Linked DNA regions of Homo sapiens: region 2 is linked to region 1. A link is an interaction called in ENCODE POLR2A ChIA-PET data of the cell type or tissue named here. Cell type or tissue: PC-9. All regions are shown on one strand. Each heading gives the region's core, and the rest is flanking DNA. Links, peaks and the distances in the headings are about the cores only.

Region 1 (10,356 bases), core at 1,480-9,479:
AATAATTATGCGTATCACTACAGTGTTTAAAAGAACATGATAATACTTGCAACAAACAACCTGAAAATGAATTTAAGAAAAAAAATCCCATTTATAATACCATCAAAAATAATAAAATCCTTAGAGATGAATTTAACAAAGAAGCACAAAACTTATACTCTGAAAAGTACAAAACACTGTTGAAAGAAGTTAGAGAAGACCTAAATAAATGTAAAAACATCCCATGTTCTTGGCAATATTTTCCAAGTTGATCAAAAGATTAAACACAATCACTGTCAAATCCCAACTGGCTTCTTTGCAGAAATTGACAAACAGATCCCAGGATTTATATAGAAATCCAAGGGACCCAAAATACCCAAAACAATCTTGAAAAAGAGGAGCAAGATTGAAGAACTCACATTCCTTATTTTAAAACTTACTACAAAGCTACTGTAATCAAGACAGCATGGTAGTGGCATAAGGATAGACATATGGCTATCCAGTGGAATAGAGTTAAAAGTCCAAGAATAAACTCTCACATTTTCAGTCGGTTGCTTTTTGACATAAGTGCCAAGACAATTCAGTGGGGAAAAATAGTCTTTTCAAGTAGTGCTAGGACAACCGCATAGCCACATGCAAAAGAATTAAATTGGATTTCTATTTCACACTACATACAAAAATTAACTCAAAATGAGTCAAAGACCTAAATCCAAGAGTTAATTAAAACTATAAAACTCTTAGAAGGAAACATAGGTGTAAGTCTTTGTGACCTTGGATAATGCAATGATTCCTTAGATAAAGGCACAATTTAAAAAATAGATCGAGTGGACCTCATCAAAATTAAAAACTTTTGCTTCAAATCACACCATTGAGGAAGTGAGAAGACAACTCACAGAGTGGAAGAAAATGTTTGCAATTCATATATCTGATAAGAGACTTGTATCTAGAATATATAAAAAACTCTAACTCAAAAGGATAAAGACAAGTAGCCCAATTTAAAAATGGACTAAGGGGCCGGGCGCGGTGGCTCACGTCTGTAATCCCAGCACTTCGGGGTCCAAGGAGGGCAGATCACGAGGTCAGGAGATCGAGATCATCCTGGCTAACACGGTGAAACTCCGTCTCTACTAAAAATTAGCTGGGCGCGGTGGCGGGCGCCTGTAGTCCCAGCTACTTGGGAGGCTGAGGCAAGAGAATGGCATAAACCCAGGCGGCGGAGCTTGCAGTGAGCCGATATCTCGCCACTGCACTCCAGCCTGGGTGACAGAGCGAGACTCCATCTTAGAAAAAAAAAAAAAAAGATCTGAATAGAAATTTCTTCAAAGAAGATATACAAATGGCCAGTAAGCACATTAAAATGTTTCCTACATATTCCTAACATTATTAGCTATCAAGAAAATACAAATCAAAACGACTATGTGATACCACTAGGATGGTTACAACAATAATAAATACAAGGTAATAATAAGTGTTGGTGAGGATGTGGAAAAATTGGAATCCTCATACATTGCTGGTGGGAATATAAAATGATGCGGCCACCTTGGAAAACAGCATTTCCTCAAAATGTTAAACCTAGAGTTACCACATGACCCAGTAGTTCCACTTCTAGGTATATACCTAAGAGAAATGAAAACATGTATCTACATAAAAACTTGTATATGAATGTTCATGGCAGCATTGTTCATAGTAGCAGAAAACCCAAATGTCCATCAATTGATAATGGATAAATAAAATGTGGGACATCCATATAATGGAATATTATTTGGCAATAAAAAAGTAATGAAATATTGATATATGCTATGACATGGAAGAACCTTGAAAACATTATGCCAACTGAAAGTAGCTGGTCATAAAAGAATACATATTGTATAATTTCATTTATATGAATTATTCAGTGTATAGGTATACTCTATATTTGGAGTAGAGGTATTCAGGGTACAGGTAAAGGTATAGGTACATGCTATAGTCAGGGTATAAGTTCAGGGTATAGGTAAAGCTATAGAGACAGTAGATTAGTGGTTGCCTAAAGCTAGGGATATTGTGGGGAATAGGGAGTGACTGCTAATAGATACAGGTTTTCTCTTTGGGGTGTGGAAATATATATACATATACATATATATGTACACATATACATATATATACACACATATACATATATACACACATATACATATATATATACATATACATATATATATATATATATACACACATATACATAATATATATATTTTTGAGATGGAGTCTAGTTCTGTTGCCCAGGCTGGAGTGTAGTGGCATGATCTCAGCTCACTGCAACTTCCGCCTCCCGGGTTCAAGTGATTCTCCTGACTCAGCCTTCCAAGTAGCTGGGATTACAGGAGCCTGCTACCACGCCCAGCTAATTTTTGTATTTTTAGTAGAGATGGGGTTTCACCATGTTGGTCAGGCTGGTCGGTCTCGAACTCCTGACCTCATAATCTGCCTGCCTTGGCCTCCCAAAGCGCTGGGATTACAGGTGTGAGCCACTGCAACCAGCCTATTTCTTCATTTTTCTATCAGCTCAGTGCTTTGGAGCATAGAATGAAAGTTGTAGGCAGATTATTCTTTTCTTTTCTTTTTTTGAGATGGGGTCTCACTCTGTGGCCCAGGTTGGAGTGCAGTGGCACGATCTCAGCTCACTGCAACCTCTGCCTTCTGGGTTCAAGCGATTCTCCTGCTTCAGCCTCCCTGAGTACCTGGGATTACAGGCGTGTGCCATCATGCCCAGCTAATTTTTGTATTTTTAGTAGAGACTGGGTTTTGCCATGTTGCCCAGGCTGGTCTCAAACTTCTGAGCTCAAGTGATCTGCCCGCTTCAGCTTCCCAAAGTGCTGGGATTTCAGGTGTGAGCCCGTGTGCCCGGCCAGTAGGGTGGATCTTAAAGGAGAAACAAGAGGTGGAACAAGGACGAAAGGGAATTCAATTTGCTGAGTTTTTTGGGGAAAGCTGAGAAGCGTGTTCACTTTCCTAGCCAATGTAATTAGGTAAGTTTAATGTCAAGACTCCAAATGTGACTGTTTTTTATTGAGATTTCTAGTTTTGGTTGTGGTGTTTGAAACTTAATTGACCCAGCCACCTTCTTTGGGTCCAGAGACACTTAAAATGTGAAACATTGACCTTTTGTCCTTAGTGTCCTTCATCTTTCTGAAGATCTGGATAATTGGTGGGTGTGGAAGAAAGCCAGGGAGAACCTTGTGTCTGTCTTGAGAATGAAAGGGTGACAGGAAACCAGGGAGTGACTCAGGGAGACTGGAGTCTAGAAACACAATGCTCTGAAGACTTCCCTGGGTATATAATGGGAAGGAACTTGGAGGTCTTGATGACTGCTTGGACTCCTACTTTGCTGCAGTTTCTATTCTAATCTCTATTTTTGTCCTTTCTCCAGGATCCAAACTTCAGTGACCTGAGTACCTGTCACACCTATTTGTTCTGAATAGCCCCTTTGAACAGAGCCTTTCTTGACAGAGAAAAGGAGTATTGGTAGGTGTGGGAGGCAGGGAGATCTAGCAAAAAAGAAAAAAAAAGAATTATTAATAGCTGTAGTCATTGGGAAACTCAGCCTGATGGGGAAAACAATAATCAGATTTAAGAACTAAGAATCAACAAATATAAAGACTTTCTTCATTAGAACAAAAGCTTCCTTGATAAAAAAAAAAAACGTTGAGCTAGATTTTAAAGGACCTTTAGAATGCATATTGTGGCAAAGGAGAAGAAACTCCACCCAAGGCAGCCAGCATAAGCATGGTGGAGGAAGCATTTTCTCCCATAATGTTGGGCCTCAGCCACAGGAATAAGCGCTGCCCAGAGCTAGTTAGCTGTGACCCTGTTCCTGCATATCCTGAGTGATTTGATGTGACTAGCTGAAGTCCAGTTAAGGGTCAATTGAGGGAGCAAGTGAGGGGATACTATGAAGTAACAGTTTGGCTTGGGTCTTGACTGGAGAATTCAGTGCGTTTGAGGTTGCCTCTAAGAGGAGTAGAAATAAGAGCATTAGGAGCCCTTGCTGCCGTTTGGGTTACCTACACCAAAACAGATTTGTGTTCTGCTCTCTGGCCAGCCCTATTCTCTGCTCTTCTTATCCCAACTTGCCTAATTGATACCTTGGCCGATGGTGTCATTAACAATGCTTGAATAATAGCCTGACTGGCTGATTTCAAAATGAGAGACATGATTAATATGTCGGAAATCCAGCTGGGGGGAGCAGGAAAGGGGATGTCCCAAGAAAAAGAAAATGGGGGAGGGGTCCTTCACTCCCTTACTGCCAGTCCACTGTCTTCAGCAGAAGGGAAGAACTTGGGGATAGGAGTCTGACTTCAGCTCCTTCTTGGTTTGCTGATCCCTCTCCATTTCTCTCCCCTACCTCCCCCAACAGCACACGTTCTGACACCTACAAGCTCGTTACATGATGATGACCTATATTTTTATCTTTTTTATGAGCATCAAACACACATTGTCTTGCAAGCACATGTGTTTTTTTCCCCTGTTGACGTGTGAGTGCCTTTGATGGTAATTTATTGTAGGGTTGAACAGCCAGGTCTTAATTGTACCCTGAAATTGCTTACCATTTTGATGCCTCCAAACCATCCCAAAATGTACCTTTTTCCTACAGAAGGGTATGGGGCAATCTCTTTTTTACTGTGTTATATGGTGGAATGTGAAGCTTAGAGAGAACATGAGGGAAAGATTCCCTAGCTGGGTTTCAGGGACGCCTTGGTCCCCAGCTTCTAATTGCAGTTGGGCTGTCTGAAAGTTCTGCTCTACTCAACAAAATTTAGACTCAGTTTTTCCCTCATGGTATAGGGTCAACATGACTTCACTGGTTGCTTAGAATGGTCAACGGGCAGTTTCTACTCCAGCATTCAGACTTTTGGGGAAATTTCCATTGTGGCCACTTGTATCTGTGACTGTAGACGGGATTAGAAATGAGAATGTGGGCATTAACCTAGGGAGCCTGGGCTATGAGAGGCAGCATATCAGGCCTTCTGCAGTATCCTGTAATAACCTCTACCTCCACATCTGACCACTTCCTCCCTTGGCTTAGGTAGAATTCAACATTCCTGTGTGCAGGGGAATATAGGAATACCAGAGAACACAAAAGCCCAACAGAACTTAGTGGTTTGGTTTTGTTTGGTTTTTGAGACAGGGTCTCACTCTGTCACCCAGGGCAGAGTGCAGTGGTGCAGTCTCAGCTCACTGAAGTCTCGCCCTCCCGGGCTCAAGCGATCTTCCCACCTCAGCCTCCTGAGTAGCTGGGACTATAGGCGTGTGCCGCCATACCTGGCTAATTGTTTTTTTGGCGGAGACAGAGTCTCACTATGTTGCCCAGGCTGGTCTTGAATTCCTGGGTTCAAGCAATCCTCCCACCTCGGCCTCTCAAGGTGCTGGGATTACAGTTGTGAGCCACCACACCTGGCCAGAGCTTAGTTTTTAATTATAATTTGAGTTTGGGCCTAATAGTCTCCTTTGCTGTGGCCTCACTTTGTCCCTCAGTACAATAGACAGCATCATACCCTAGGACACTCACATTCATTACAGAAGGATGAGTCAGTGTTCCAGAACAACTAGAAATGTAACCCATGTCTCATGAAAATATAAGGAGAAAAGAAAGACTGAAATTCCTATCATTCCCTCTGGAGAGGCCAGGGGTAGTATCCAATGTTAACCCAGGCTGCTGTGCTGGAAACCGGTCTACCTGCAGACTGGATCCGTGTTAGTTCTTGCTACAGACTCTCCATTCCAGCTGAGTTCATTCTTCTGTCTCTCACACATGATGCTCATTGCATGTGCTTGTTCATACTTGCCTCCAAACATGTATACAGGCCAGTTTCCTCCTCTCCTACTCCAGGTACTGTTTCTCCATCCTCCCTGTCCAACTTTGTCCATTTTCTTTGTAGATACCCAGTCCTACCTGAGCTCACTTCCACCAGAAAACTTTCTTAATTGGCCTTCCCTGGCTCCAAGGACTGTACTATTCTATAGTTCCTCAACATTGTATTATTTGCACTTATTTCTGTGATCTACTGTCTGCCTGTGTCCATGGAGGGATGTTGTGTATCTGTCTCAATGAGCCTCCTGACTGAGAGCAGAGCTATTACTACTGTCACCTTCTTCAGTGGATTAAAATCTCTTCTGTTAAAGGCCTCTCTCTTCTGAGAGACTTTACACTCTTCCTTGGTGTCCGTGGCAGTGGAGTTGTATAGGAGCAAATGAGCTTGAGAAAGACAGCAGCTTCCATGATGGAGTCCATGTGAAATCTCATTTTCCTATAATAACTAGGACATTATTGATTCTCAAACTTCAGAAAATGAGTTGGTTATCTGGAAATTTCAAAGAAATATGGTGCATCTCTTAATTACCTGGTTTTCCAATATACAGATAATAAAATTAGAATTCTGTTGCTTGATCTTCAGAGCCCTCCACGGCGACAATAATATTGGGATCAACATTCTTTTACATAACCTAGACTGCAATCTCATGGGTCTACTTGAGTTTCTTCAACTTGTTCTATGCCTCCAGACCTTTGCATGTGCTATTCTTTCTGTCTGGAATGCCATCCTTTCCTCATCAACTTGCCAAGATCTGATCCTTCATTTAAAGCCTAGCTTAAAATCTTCTCCAAGATTACGTCCCAGATCGCTCTAGCGAGAATTATTTCTGACCCTCCTGCAACTATAGTGTCACATTGTTTGAGTCTCTATTATACTACTAGAATAATATTTACATATGTATTTATCTCTTTTACTATTTTGTAGGTTATGAGAAGGTGGAAATTGTATATATTTTTTTCTCTTCTTTTTTTCCTCCTTATTCTCTGCCATCTTGTATCAATTTGAAACTAACTCCCCCAAGATTGTTTATGTTTTAACTGTATATCCCTTTATATTCCTGGGCTTAACATAATGCCTTGCATAGGAGATGCTCAAGAAATATAAATTAATTTGGATAATAGAGCCAGGTTTTTTTTTCTTGTTTTCAACTTTTATTTTAGATTTCAGGGCTACACATGCAGGTTTGTTACAAAGGTATATTATGTGATGCTGTGGTTTGGAGTACAATTGAACCCTTCACCCAGGAAGTGAGCATAATACCCAGTAGGGAGTTTTTCAGTTCTTAACCCCCTCCCACCTGTAAAGAGAGTTTACACTCTTCCTTGTTCTCCCATTTTTATGTCCATGGCAGCAGAGTTGTATAGCTTTATCAAGCTCATCTTCATTCCTCAGTACTCCCATCAACTACTCACTCTCCCACCATTTCAGTTCTCCTGACTTTCAACAAAGCCTTTTCATGCTAAGATAAACCTTCCATAGTTACCCTGTGTCATTTCTGATGGTCTGCACGGCTGTTCTGTTCTGTCCTATTCTTGTGTGCTCAATCCTGTAGCTTCGTTCTTGCCAAGCTCTGGTCTATTATCTCCTCTTCCTCCTCTGGAAAGTCTACTTTAACTAGCTTCCATAAATGTCCTTACCCCTCATTCTCCCAGCATTGATAGCGAAGATGGTACTCCAGCATTAATTCTCTGTTTATCTGTATCTTGTTTTCCATTGTATGGGAAACTTCCCCATACTGATATTCCTTTTCCTGTTAACCAGAGTTCATATTCATCCCCATAGCTTCCAGTTCCTCTAGTCAGAGAAATCATTGACTGGCTTTCTCTTGCTTGGAAAGTCAACCAACTTTAGCAAGTGACAATAAAGAGAGATTTAGAACCTACTGACCCTCTCAATCCCTTCCTTGCCCTCTCAGGCCCCCCTTTCAACCTTTCCTTCCTTCCACAAATGCTGGCTGAGCCTGCGTTATGTGCTAGGCGCTGCTATAGGTTACCATGCTTCTCCCCTGTATAAAGCTTATACTCGATGCTCCTTCTGAATGGGAGTTTAGATATTGGTCTGATACTAGAAACACTTAATCAAATGCTCCCAAACAATGTCATAAGTGTGAATTCTGATGGAGTACAGAATTAGGATATCTCTTCTCTGTAAGCCATTCTCTCCATTCTTGAAATTGCTATTCATCTTTGGCCCATCTCTCAGAACTTGATACAGAATAGTTTTTGTGTCTCATTCTGTGATGAGCAGTTAGTCCATCTCAAAAATAATTTTAGCGTTTACTGAAGAACCCCAAGGAGAGGAGTGGGGAAACTAGATAGTCTAATCTCCCACTGTCCCATAGAAACACATACATGTGAACTCACCTGCAGGCTTATGTAATTACATGTTGTTGAAACTAAATGGCTAAGTTAAACTGGAGTAAAGAAGTAATCTCAATTAGTTGCAGTTATAAGGGAAGACTCTGCAAGAAAAGGATTTGAGCTGGGTTTTGATGGGAGATTGTGGGAAGCAGTCTGTGAAGACAACACTCTAGGTGATGAGAGACATTCATTGTTCAGTCTGAGGCTTAAATGTGAGAAGAGTCAGGCTATGGGGGTTAGTGAAAGTGTTATCTTGGCTGAAGCATAGCTCTAAGTTGGAAAATTCCAAAGAAATGGGTTTAGTGAGAAATTAGGATGAAATTGCTAGAGGACCTAAATGACCAACCTAGGATGTGTCTTCCTAGCTGAAGGCAGGGCCATAAATAGAATAATTTCAGGAGGGCTAAAATGTTTATTCTTCCCCTTAGCTTTTGAGAACAAGAGACTAAGGTTTCTGGGACTCTGACTTTATATGACTAAGGTGCTCCTCTCACATGAAGTAAAGCATAAAGACCAAGTATAATGTAAACCTAATGTCTAGATTTTTCTATAATATTGTTTAAATTTCAGTTGTAATTATCTGTCCAAATGGACTCCACACTTTGTTTTGCCTCGTTCTATTCTGGAATCATATGATGGCCTGCAGAATTTAACTTAACCAGCCACATGCTCCTTGCCTCATTCAGCCTACCCATTTTTTCTGTATGAAAAGGTTTCACAGTAAAGCAAAGAAACTTTTACACCTGGCATCTATCCCTTGACCTTTAACTTTCTGGAGTCACCTTACTTGAAGGAAGGAAATACCACCTAGAAACTGCCCCTGGATTTTTCCCAGCCTGTTGCACAGAGGTCTTCCAAACCTGGGTTATGCTAACTGATGGCAGAGGAGAAGAGTCCCAGCCCTAGCTTCCCAAATTTTTGTGATATTTTCACCTTGAACCTCTGCTGGAATTTTCTCTGAAGCAGAAAGAAGAGGTGGTCACTTTTCAAATTGTTTATGCTTTTATACTTTTCAGATTATGAGGGGGAAATATTATAATGTGTCTACCTCTTCCCCTTGGCATATTTAGATTTAAAAGACAAAATATCAAGAAAGGAATTAATTTTGTAGAGAAATAATAAATAGAATTAGCAAAGAAGAACTTTCCAACAGCATGGTTTACTGAAGGAAACTGGGCAGTCCCTCTATCTGAGGATCTAGAAGAATAGGGTCAATTAGCATTTGTCTGCAGATTTTGAAGGCAGTGAAATGAATGAGAAGACTCTCCAAAGCTCTGTCTGCAGGCCAGACTCAGTGATATCAGAACGGGACATAGAGAGAGGAAGCAAGGGTGACTCAAACCCATCTTTTAAGGCCTCTCTTCCCTATGGTTGCGTGCACCTCTGGTTTCTAAAAAAATTTTTTTTTGCCTCGTTTGCTTCAGAGATGGGTGGCTTTGAGGAAGTGAAGATAAAATTTATTCAACCTAGATGTGTAAATAGAATTTTGTGACCAATTTTGATATGACTTTTATATCTAGACTTATAGCCAGGGGTGAATTTTCATACTGGCATAGGGTCAACTCCTTATTCCTGATTTGTGCACTATCCACTTTGTGGATTTTTGCAGACTCCATACTTCCACTGCCTTGGGTTTGACAGAAACACTGAGTCAGAGCAAGCATCAGGGATAGACTCAAAGGGTGTGTTTGTATGTATGTGTATGAGTGTAGGTATCCAAAGATAAAGCAATGAGGATTTATTTCACTTCTCTTTTCTCTTTGTAACACTAATTACATTTGTGAAACTGTTTAATGGTGGCCTCTACTACTAGACAGTAAGCTACATACAAGGCTTGTGCACCATTGAATACTTAGCACTTAGCATAGGACTTGGCACATGGCAGACACTCAGCAAATGACAAAATCATGTGGCCTCTGCTCTCATCCACTGACTCAGATAATGAGAAGTGTCTCCTCCTCAGGGGCCAGGGGGATGCTCTGCTATGGCAAGTGGAGGAATCAGAGATGATCCATGGAGCCTGTGATATGACCTCCCCAGTGAGGCTGTCAGCCCTAGGGTAGATTCCTTGTTGACTATCCTCTTCTTATCACTGGTAGCATCTTATCACAATACTTGGGGCACGGGCCAGGGAGTTACCCAGGGCTGAGGATGGGAGGAGGTAAGTC
Region 2 (10,356 bases), core at 1,392-9,391, 70 kb after region 1:
AAAACACCCGCCGCCCTTGGATTCTCACTCGGGGTGGGGAGCGAAGAGCTTTGCAGGACCCATCAAGGAAAGCAAAGATTCTGGCAACACAATTCCCCCTGTTAACTATATTCCCGGCCTCTAGGTCGCTATTTAAACTAAAAGGGCGTCTCCATTCTCCCCCAGAGGTACCGTTCTACAGCCACACTCACTACTTTATCCATGTCTGTGTGCAGTGAGCATTTTTCTGTTCTTCTAGTTTCACTGGAGTTTTATTTTATGCACCCTTCCCCTGCCCCATTTCTTGAGACCAGCTGGACCGCATGCTGGAAAAACAAAACAGGAGAGAGGGGAAGGTCCCTCAGATTCCAAAGCAGAACACAACCAAGGCTTCCTAAGTAAATGAAAAGGACTTGGAGAAGACATAACACTTCAGTGTAGACACTTAAGTTGAAATTTCTGCCCTGTCGTTCCAATGCCATGATGGAGAAGGACCCCTAAAATCGCCTTTGGCGTGTGCAGCTCGAGCGTTACAACGATGCAAAGTGCGGTCTTTGGAGGATGCGGGAGTCGGTAACCCCTCAATTCACTCTCGCCGTTCCTTCTCTCCAGTCTGCGCGAAAGCCAGGTCCGAGGGCTTCGAAGATCTGGGGGACCCGAGCTGCGCACAGTGGCGGGAAACGAGCGGGCTCAGCTGGCCGGGCCGCGTCCCCTAGCCACCGCCCGCCCGCCCGCTGCTTTGGCCTCCGGAGAAGCCTGGAGAGGGGCCTGCGCCTCTTGAAAAATGGCTTTTGGGGGCGGTAGGTCTCGGGAGGGCGACTGGGGAAAGTGACTTGCCGCGGCTTCGAGTAGAGACGTTGGTGCGGGACCCAACTCCTGGGGAAGGCGGGGAGCGCTGGGCGGATGCCTGGCCCTAGTGCGGCGCCAACACATACAAGTTCCGCTGTGAATGTTTGAAAGTGTAAGTTTCTCTCGGATTGATTTTTTTTTCCTTTAAATGTATCCCCTTCAAAAAAAAAAAAAAACAAACAAACAAAAAAAAAAAAAACAAAGACGTGGACAGGCAGGCGCCACCCGGTCTGGGAGCTGAGGTTCGTGACTGCTGCCGATTTCGTTTGGTTCAAGTTGAGAAAATAAGGGTCTCCCCGTCCCAGGCTGGGAGCGTGGGGACTTCCGTCTCTGGACTGTGCAAACCGTCTGGGGCTGCCTCCCAGACTGGCATGCTCTCCCCGCCCCCTGAAACCTAGGGAAGGTTTCCTGGAGGCACTGGACTCCAGATCCCTGCAGGGCGGGACGGAGAAAAAGCCCTGAATACCACTGCCCACACCCCTCCAAGTCGGGAGCCCCCACGCGCCAGTCGAGCCTACGCAGCTGTGGGGTGGGAAGGAGAAGACAAGTCCTCCGCCAAGAACTCCCCCACGCAGCTCCTGCCATTCCCTCCGCCTGATTTCTGCTGGAGGAGGTCGTCAGTTTGCAGGGGCAGAATACGAAGCCTCCGGGGAATTAGACAAGACAATATTCCTGAGCTCTTTGAACGGCCCAGGTAGAGAAGAAAATTAAACAATGTAACTCATCTCTCTGCAAGTAAAGATCTAGAGCGAGATTAAGACCCTCATCCCCGGCTTTTCCTCTGAAGCTCCCCCAGAATAAGCCCGCAGGTTAGAGCTGGCTAGGTCAGGGAGTGCAAGAAGAGGTGCCTTTCGACATGGAGAAAGAGTACTCTCCCCCACAGATTTTGATACTTGATGCTGAAGCTACCAAGTAAAGGTTGAAGAAATGTTGGAGAGGGAGGTGCGGCGGGTGGGGATGTTCCTTACTGTCCTAGGTATTTGTAACCAAGGTAGATTTTGAAGTTATTACAAACATGTTCCCTGTTCAAATAGCATGGACCCCATTCTCCAGGCTCCACTGTGTGAGGCGGGTTTACAGCCTCAAGGTTCTCCCTGAGGTTGGGGATAGGGAATAACGCTAATCCTGCATTATAAAAAATAAAATAAAATAAAATAAAAATCCTGAAAGCTTAATTATCGAATAATTCAGATAAGTCCTCCTCCCGTCACTCACCTTTCGATTATTTGAATAATTCAGGAAAATGCAAATTCTGATTGTTTGTGGAGACTCATCATCGCTGGACAGTAAAAAGAGAGAGAAACAAGGAAAATCTAATAGAGAACAGCGCTCCAAGATGGTGAAATGGGTCTTCTGTGCATTTTTCCTTGTGTAGAAAGATAGAGTTGCCTTCCTGGGCATTATTTCCTGGAAGATATTGTATCTGTTGTGATAAAATGTAGAGTTAGATCAAGTCACCAAAATGCATATATGTGTGTGTGTATATATGTGTGTATATACATGAGAGAGAGAGAAGAGGGAACAAACATGGGTTTCTACTTGTGTCTATGAAAAATTTTATTTCTTGGCAGAAAGAATATTTGGGCTCCATTTTGTTTGTTTGTTCTTTGTTTTTTTCCAAGAAGATCATAGCTGGGTAGGACCAGTCTCCTCCACATAGTTTTTAAGCTGAATATGCACTTGCAAAGTGAAGTTGGGGCATCACCCACATAGCCTTCAGGTGGAAACTCGACTTGAAACTGCAAATTCAGATTTGTCTTCCAGGTGTACTGGCAGAGCATCTGAGATCCCCTGTTGGCTTCACAGCCTGAGGAGTGAGCCCAGAGAAGCCAGGAGACTGCAGTGGGTGTCTCCGGACCTTGCAAAGAACTCACTTTCCTAAAGGCTGAACTCAGAGCTAGACATCCTGAAGGATCAAGTCATCAAGGATCAAGGAGCAGTCATGTTTGACGGGGAGAGGGTTGGTTGGGCTTTCTTCTTCCCAGGATTAACCACATTTGGGAAACTTTTTTCAAGGGTGAGGGTGAGGCTAAACTTTGAAAGGTAGTGAATCCGCTTTTCTTATTGGTAATATTTGGAAGGAAAAATTCACCACTGTTTATGACCTTGCCCCTACTACTTAAAGTACAGAGCATTTTAAAGATAAGACTTAAAATAGGAAATTTGTAGACCCCAGTGCACCAAGTTTAGAAGTAGATTTGAAACATGACCAACTGTGAGTGCATGTTGTCATTGTAGGCTTCTGTATAAGACATAACCATGCCATTTCATATGTATTATATTCAGCAAATGACAACAAATACACAGCCACATCAAAATTAATAATAAGATTCCTGAGAGCTGAATAGTTTGCTTTCTTCCTTTGCCGTTATTCCAGCTAAGATTAACCAGCTTTTCAGAAGTCTATTATCATGGTTTCTTTCCCTTTGGTTCCCAGCCCTTGCCCACCACCTCCTACTTCCCCACATTTCTTTTTGAGCCCGAGATTCACTCAACCTTCTTTGACAAATCTTTATAGGTGTATGATTATCTTTGTCACACTTTCCTACCCCAAAACTGGGCATAAACCACAGAAAATAGTCTTTTTATTCCTTTGTTTCCCCATTTGGGAGGACCCCTTTCCACAGGGACCTGTGAGGGGAGAAGAAAGGGAAGGCTGATTCTTGGTTCACACAAGCATGCTCATGAATGCCCAGGCCCTAGGGTGAGTCCGCTGTCTACCCACACACTCAGAGCTCTCCAGGAACTTACTTGAGTCTCTCCTACCCCCACAAATAAATGTACCCACCTGTGTGCTCAGCAATAGGTGCACATAACGTGCACACAGGGCATCAGTCAGGATTGCGTGTGTGACTATGCCTGCCCCACTGGACCTGCTCTGGCGCCAGGTAGTGTCGCGGGCGCTTCCTAGTGCGGGCACTCATCCTGCCGCTCTCCGGTCGGCCATTTATTGTCTTGTGGGGAAGGGCTTTCGCCAAGAAACTTGGTCTGGGTTAGTGAAATAAAATACTAAACAATTACTATATGTAAAATTTTAAAACCAGCATATTAAAATAAACTAAGGAACTCTCTGTCGTGGGAGAAATCCACAGGAAAAGGAAGAGAAGGAGTTAGATGCTGGCGCCGAGTTCCTGGCGGAGCCAGGCGGCGGTGACTCCTCAGGCTGAGCGGAATCGCCATCCAGGCGCCGGAAACGACCCGAATCCCAAAATCCGTGGAAGAAAATTGCGCTGAAAGAACAGAGCCAACGCCCCCGTCCTGCCAAGTTTGGCGAGACGGCAAGTTGGCTTCAGGAGCACAATGCCGCTAAATGATGCCTAAGAGAAAAATTCTCCCAGAGAATTGTCTGGGAGCAACAGCAAAGACATGGTGTTTTTATTCTCTTAGACATGGTGTTTTTATTATCTATTAAAAATACAACTCTAAAAAGCATCTCTGCACTTACATATACCTACATACCATTTCCGTTTAATGGCTGACTGCATTAGAAAACAACATGAATGGAAATGCATTAACAAAGCATCTGTACTAATACACATCTTTACCCACAGAACTATACGTTGGTCAAGCCTCCCCCCATCTCAGCATGAGCATAAACACAATTAAAGCCTTTAAGCTTTTTCATTAAACATAACTATGTTGTCATATTCAAAGAATATATTATTTTTTAAAAATTGTAAGATTGTTATATGGATAATAAGGTAATCCTAATTATATGGATATGGGTATCTGAGGACACATTTCTTATGTTAATATTTATCTGAAGTTCCTATAACACCAAACAAAACATGTATTACATACTTTCTTGTCTAGAAATAAGTCTATAATAGATAAGAGGAATAAATCTGTATTTCTTCTTTGGAGGGAAATTCATTAATAAGCCAAGCACTGAAAAGAGAGCTACAAGTGCTTTAAATCACAAATACAGGCTATAGCAGACTATTCTCCCAAGGCCTTGGAGTAGGAGAAGAATTGCACAAGGTCCCCTCTTTTTGGGCTTTAAGAAATGCAGCTCTGCAAACTTGAGGATGTTCTTCTTTCCCAGCTATTTGCTTATAGTGGTTAAGCCTAAGGAGAGATGACTGCCTTTGAATAGAGCAGTTGGGTCTTTCCCAAGCTCACAGTCTAACAATGTTTTCTTCCTTTTCAGGTCCACCTCACCAGCCTGCCCCAACCAGCACCCCTGTTACAACACCCACAAATGTCTCCATACTACACAAGCACAATGCATACTTGTTTTAACACATGTTCCACAGCATGTGCACTGTCCAAAAACCAGGACTTAGCAATCATGTTCCGCGGAAATGCTAAAGACTATCAAATTTGAGGTGTCTGGGGTGGTCTCTTTGCCTTGAAAGATATTTCCTCTGATCTGAGTTAAATTTTTTTCTGACTATGCAGGTGATACATAATTCCAATATTTTGGAAAAGGAAAAATGAATGCCCCCATTCTCCTTTCTAGTTCCTTAGACTTCATCAGCTTTGCTGCATGTACAAGGCAACACGACGGCTAAGATTTAAAAAGTGCCTCTAAATACTCCCTGAAGGGGGGAAATTTGGATGAGAGGGAGGAGGCAGTGAGGGAGGGAAAGTTTAACACTCCCCAACCCCAAGGATATCAGAGTGATAGTTTCCCTCCAGTCACCAAAACTGTACCAAATTATATATGTTTAGGATGATTTAATTAATTACTACCAGCAAGAATCTTGTCCCAGATACCCAAATATACAAGCTCCCTTCTACCTTTTTGTTCCATAGATCCCAGTCAAGGTTAGTCATTTTAGCAAAAAGGTGTTTCTTTCCCCCTTTAGTTGAGCCTTGGGTCTCTCTTCCCTCTCTTTTGGAAGTGGAGGGGTTAAATTTTCTTTCTTTTGATGAGGCATCTTTTGAAAATCCTTTAATTTCTTGTGTTCTGCTCAGTGATTTTCATATTAGAATGTGCTTTGGCTGCAACTGCTGAGGTGTCTGGTCATGGAGAGAGCTAGGCTGTGATCCATCTAGGATATAATTTTTCCTCTTTCCTGTGATGAAATATATATATATATTCCTTCCATTATCTCCCTTTTAGGACCCCACCAAATTCCAGTTCCCACACCATGGTGGGACTAAGGAGGCCCCTCACCTCATAAGAGGTGAAATGCTCGGCCCTTCAGCTATGCCTTTTGTATTTGGTCATTCTTTGGGACAGGTTAACCAGTGCACTTTGACCCAGAAGAATGCCGTATTGAGGCCCATCCCCTCCCTGCCCTAAGAAAAATGTTATTTTCCATATCTGTTTTTAAAGTAACTGGAAATCTTTTAAAAGAAGGAAAAAAAGATTGGCTGGTCTGCCTCCCTTCTAGGAGCCTCAAGCCTAAACTTTAAAAGGTGAAGGTAATGATCGAAAGTGATAAATACCTTTTCCAGGCATTCGGTTTGTTGGCTTTCTGACCAAAAGGGGCTTTTGTTAGGTCTGTACGAGGAAGCCAAATTCAGCCCCCAGCAAATACTCCTCCACCTCTTCCCCATCCCCCCTCAGCTCTCTTGTCTAATTTGAAAATGAACTTGGACTTCCCTCTCAGACAGGCCCTAAAACCGAGAGAGATTTTACTTGTCTGTTTCTGAAGGGCTTCCTAAAAGGGGAAGGGTGTTTAGTGGGAAGGGAAGGGGACAGGAGGCCTTTTCCCCCAGTAGAGGACAGGGTGGGGGTAGGGGATGTAGTGAAGCCAGAAGGCGGGAGGAGATACTTTGTTAATTTCTTAACTCTGTGTTTATTCCCTGAACTTCTTTTGTCAATGAAAGGTAAGAGTAGGGAGGGGGCCAAGTGACAGACTGAGATATTGCCCAAAAAGAAAAGGGGGTGGATGGGGTAAGGGCTAGAAAAGGGCTGAGGAAGGAGGGGATGAGGAAGGTTGGGGAAGGGGCTCTGTGATGAGCTTGGCAGGGCTAGGAGCGCGGGGAAGCTGTGAAAGAAAGAGGACTGGGGTTAGGGACTCCAGAAGCCTCCAGAGGAGGCATTCTGACAGTTCTCCATGGAAGGGGCCACTTGACGTCCCCCGACCAAACCCAGTACACCACCAAGCAGAGTCTGCAGCTGGGGGCATCCTGGAGGAGAAACCAGGAGAAGATTTGTGATAGCCTAAACTTGGACCCCCTGTATGGATCCCTGCAGAGCCAGAGAGGAAAAGGTCTTCCGGGTGACCCCAAACCTTAGCCAGCACTGCAAGTCCTAACTAGGCAGCAGAGAGGAATGGATTTCCCTGATATCTATCACAGGAAAATAAGTGGGGCCTGGAGGTAGGCAAGTTTGGGTTTAAGAGCGGAAAACTCTGAAACAAGGAGCAAAGTGATGCTTCAGCTACCCTGGTCCCATCTTCCCTCAAGCTGGGGGCCTAGGGAGGGAGAACACTAAAGGTGGAAGATGCCAGGATGGCAGCTGCTGTCCAGGAGGTGAGTTCCCAAGCTAGTAGAAGAGGCCTAGTTGCCATTTTCAGAGGCTGGGCTGTGGGAGTAGAGAGATCAAAGTAGAGCAGGTTCCAGAGGGATCCAGGAGCCTGGGAGGAGGCATCCATGTCTGCAGGGTCCATGGCTGCAGGGACGAAGGGACCTCCTGGAGCCCAGAGAAGTGGAGGGAACGGAAAAAGGAGGGGAGGGTATTGGGCAGGTCCAGGGAGCTGCAGGATCAGCCAGTTTTCTTTCCTTCTCTACCAATATCACCCTCTGCAGCCCATCAGGAATTTTCTCCAAGCATGTGGGAGGGTCTTCCCACACTGACACACCCTCAAGGGTATACCCCCTCATATGCCCTTTCTGAACCCCCAATCCCTTCCTATAAGTGGCCTCTCTCAAACATCCCTTTCTTGGCTAGCTCAGGCCCTGTCTTCCTCTATCCTCCACAAATCTCCTCTTCCATCGGCAGCCTGAACCTTGGACAGGAAAGGGCCCCCAAACCCTTTGCCTGCCCTATAAGGCCCCAAGTCTGGGCCAGAATCCAGACCCCATGGTGGTGAGGCTCTTTGTTCTCCTACAGCCTCAACCCACCCCCACCTTTTTTAAAACTGGAATTTCTCCCATTAAAAGCGGGTTGGGGGAGCAGGAGCTTCAGCGCTTTAAGCTCCCCCCCGCCCCCCGCCCATATGGAGGAAACAGAGAAAAGGGCTGCAGGGAGAGAAATCATCTGACACCTAATTTTCAGAGGAGAAAATCTGGGCATTGAATAAGGGACACAGAAACGCCATTTCTTTCATCCTTTTCCCTAGCCTAGCATTGAAGCTACACCCAGCCCTCAAATGTGTGCATCAGGCTTGCACCCTCCGCTTGCAAATGTTGCTAAGTTACACCTCTGACTTCGTCTTAGATACAGTGGGGCATGAATTCCACCCCTCGACTTCAAAAAGACACAGACATCTGCTTCTTCATTTTTCTATATTTTCCTGGGGGATGTCTTTGTAAGTAGCGTAGGAAGAACATGTAAATTAAAAGTGTATACAGACAGACAAGCAGAGACCTTTATTTGCATACAGAGGATTTAGGCAGAGAGCTGGGTATCTTTAGGAACTCATTTGGGCTGTGTCCACAAGGCCGTGTGCTGAAACGGTGCAGGCAGCCTGCACCCATCCCTAAACTCACAGGCACGCAAGCGCACGCGCACACGCACATACACAGACGCTTCCCGTGAAAAAGCATATTAAATATCTCCTTTCTGTGTTGGATCATTTAAAAGAAAACATTTCAGAGTTGAACTTAGCCGAGAGCTTGGTTCATGAGCTGTAGCTGAGGGCAGAGTGGCTTCTGCCGCTCCGCGGTTGTAGAAGTCCCTTTGAAAAAGCAGCCGAGAGCAGAGCCGGGGCTTCCCGACGAGGCTGAGGAGCCGTTTTCCATTTTCCTTTCGTATAATTAAATGCTCCGTCTTTCTCCGCATACCAGCAGCTGGATTTTCTCTAAACTTCATCCACAGTCAAACCTCACTGCCTCATCCCCGAAGGCCGGCGGGGCGCGCCCGGGTGAGCACCGCAGCCGAGGGTTTCAGCGCCAGGCCCTGGAAAGGCTTTCTAGGGCGAGATCGCCTTGGAGATGTAATTACTACGTTTCTAGTGGTGCATATTCTCCTGGAGTGTTTAATTTGATTTTACTTGTGTCTCAGCGAGATCCACATTTTTTTTTCGGGGGAGGGGGAAGAAACCACCCCAGGCTTAAAGTTAATTAACCAGCAAGGCTTTACTTTCCACCGCCCTCCTGCAGGCTCTTGCCTCGGCGCCTCCCTTCCCGATCCCGGCTCGCCCCAGACTTGGAGACTGCGTTTGCAGGCGCGAAAGGTCTTGGGGAACCAAGCAAAAGAAGAGGGAATTGTTCAGAGCAAGCGGACTTCCCCAGCCGCCTTTAGCGCCCTTAGCCCAAACTTTCCCCTCCAGCCTTCCCACTCCTCCAAGTCGCTTTAGGGGCCTACAACTTCGGCTGGTCTTCTTGAGGAAGAGGACTATGGTTCCCTTTCTTTCTTCTCGCCACTAAATTTTGGCCGCATAGTGCTCCTAATAAATGGAATTGTAAAGTTGCCGGATTAATTAAATCTATATCTCATTGCAATAGGAATAGTTAATGCCCTCATATAAACCTGGAAAAGACCATACTATTAATTTTATTTATTGCTTGGCCGCCCTGCACCCAGATCCTTCACGCCGTTCTGGTTCCCACTCCCGCCATTCTGGTTCCTACTCCCAAAGGCTGGGGACGTGTCTTTGAGTCCTGGCCCGCGGAAAACGGGTCCGGCGTTGGGCCTGACCGGGGAGGGAGCCCCAAGAATGGGGTGGGCGTTTCAGGCCCTTTGTTTCTCCTGGCAGCCCTGCAGAACCCTGTCCACAGCGCCCCACTACTTCCACCTGGGAGCAGCACTTCACAGAAGGGGAGGCCAGGATCTGGGTTCCACTTCTACTACCCGCGGCTGGAAAAAGGCAGGCGTCTCCACCCACCCACCCCCACCAGCCAGGCCTTAGGCAAGGGGGCCAACGTCATACAACCCAGTCTAGACTTGGCCAGGCCCTGTTTGCTCTCCTCGTTTTACCTTGACCTTGGACTCCAGCAGCAGGATAAGCAGTTTCCTAGCAGAGCCGGCTCCCAGCAAGACCCTATCTTCCACTGGGCTCATCTCTCCCCGCCCCTCCCTCATTGCCCTCAATGCACACTCGAGCTGGTCTCCTTATGTCTTAACTCTCTTTCTGTTGTATTTTTCCTCCTAATGCCAGCCCAGCCCGCAGCCTGCTTTCTGAACTCTGAGCTGACCCTTCTGGATGAAGATCACGCAGATAAGAATTACTATCCTAACTCACCGATGTCCGGGTGCTCTCAACCGTCAAACACCACCTTCTCCCCACAAAGAGGAGGGAGGTGGCCCGAAGGGGTTTCTGCAGACCTGTCCATTTGCTCTCCACTTGAGGGGTGCAGTAGGTCTGGCTGAGCGAGGCGCTGCTCTGTGGCCATGGTCTGTGCGCTGGCTGCACACGAGCACTCAGCATTTAAAACCTGTGGCAGAGGGAGGAAAGAAGGAAACGCTGC

The links. Peaks named below come from ENCODE experiments on the same cell type or tissue, not always from the same donor. Only the 100,000 strongest peaks of a DNase experiment are listed, where the experiment ranks them.
Region 2: POLR2A ChIA-PET joins it to region 1 with 13 read pairs; 4 of 35 experiments call an interaction of 5 or more read pairs at or near these places.

Annotation. Positions count from the first base shown.
Region 1 is chr12:53,857,399-53,867,754 of GRCh38, forward strand. LOC105378250 (a long non-coding RNA gene) reads left to right here. Exons shown (of 5, transcript NR_189099.1): 4 at 3,386-3,480. Among named protein-coding and RNA genes, the nearest start is that of HOXC13, 76 kb to the right of the region's middle. In PC-9, for the core only: no CTCF peak of the experiment used is centred there; a DNase peak (open chromatin) is centred at 5,593; H3K27ac peaks cover 261 bases.
Region 2 is chr12:53,927,035-53,937,390 of GRCh38, forward strand. It overlaps HOXC13-AS (HOXC13 antisense RNA), which reads right to left. Exons shown (of 3, transcript NR_047507.1): 2 at 10,131-10,323; 3 at 8,294-9,335. Among named protein-coding and RNA genes, the nearest start is that of HOXC13, 6.6 kb to the right of the region's middle. RefSeq lists an enhancer at 969-1,806. In PC-9, for the core only: no CTCF peak of the experiment used is centred there; no DNase peak of the experiment used is centred there.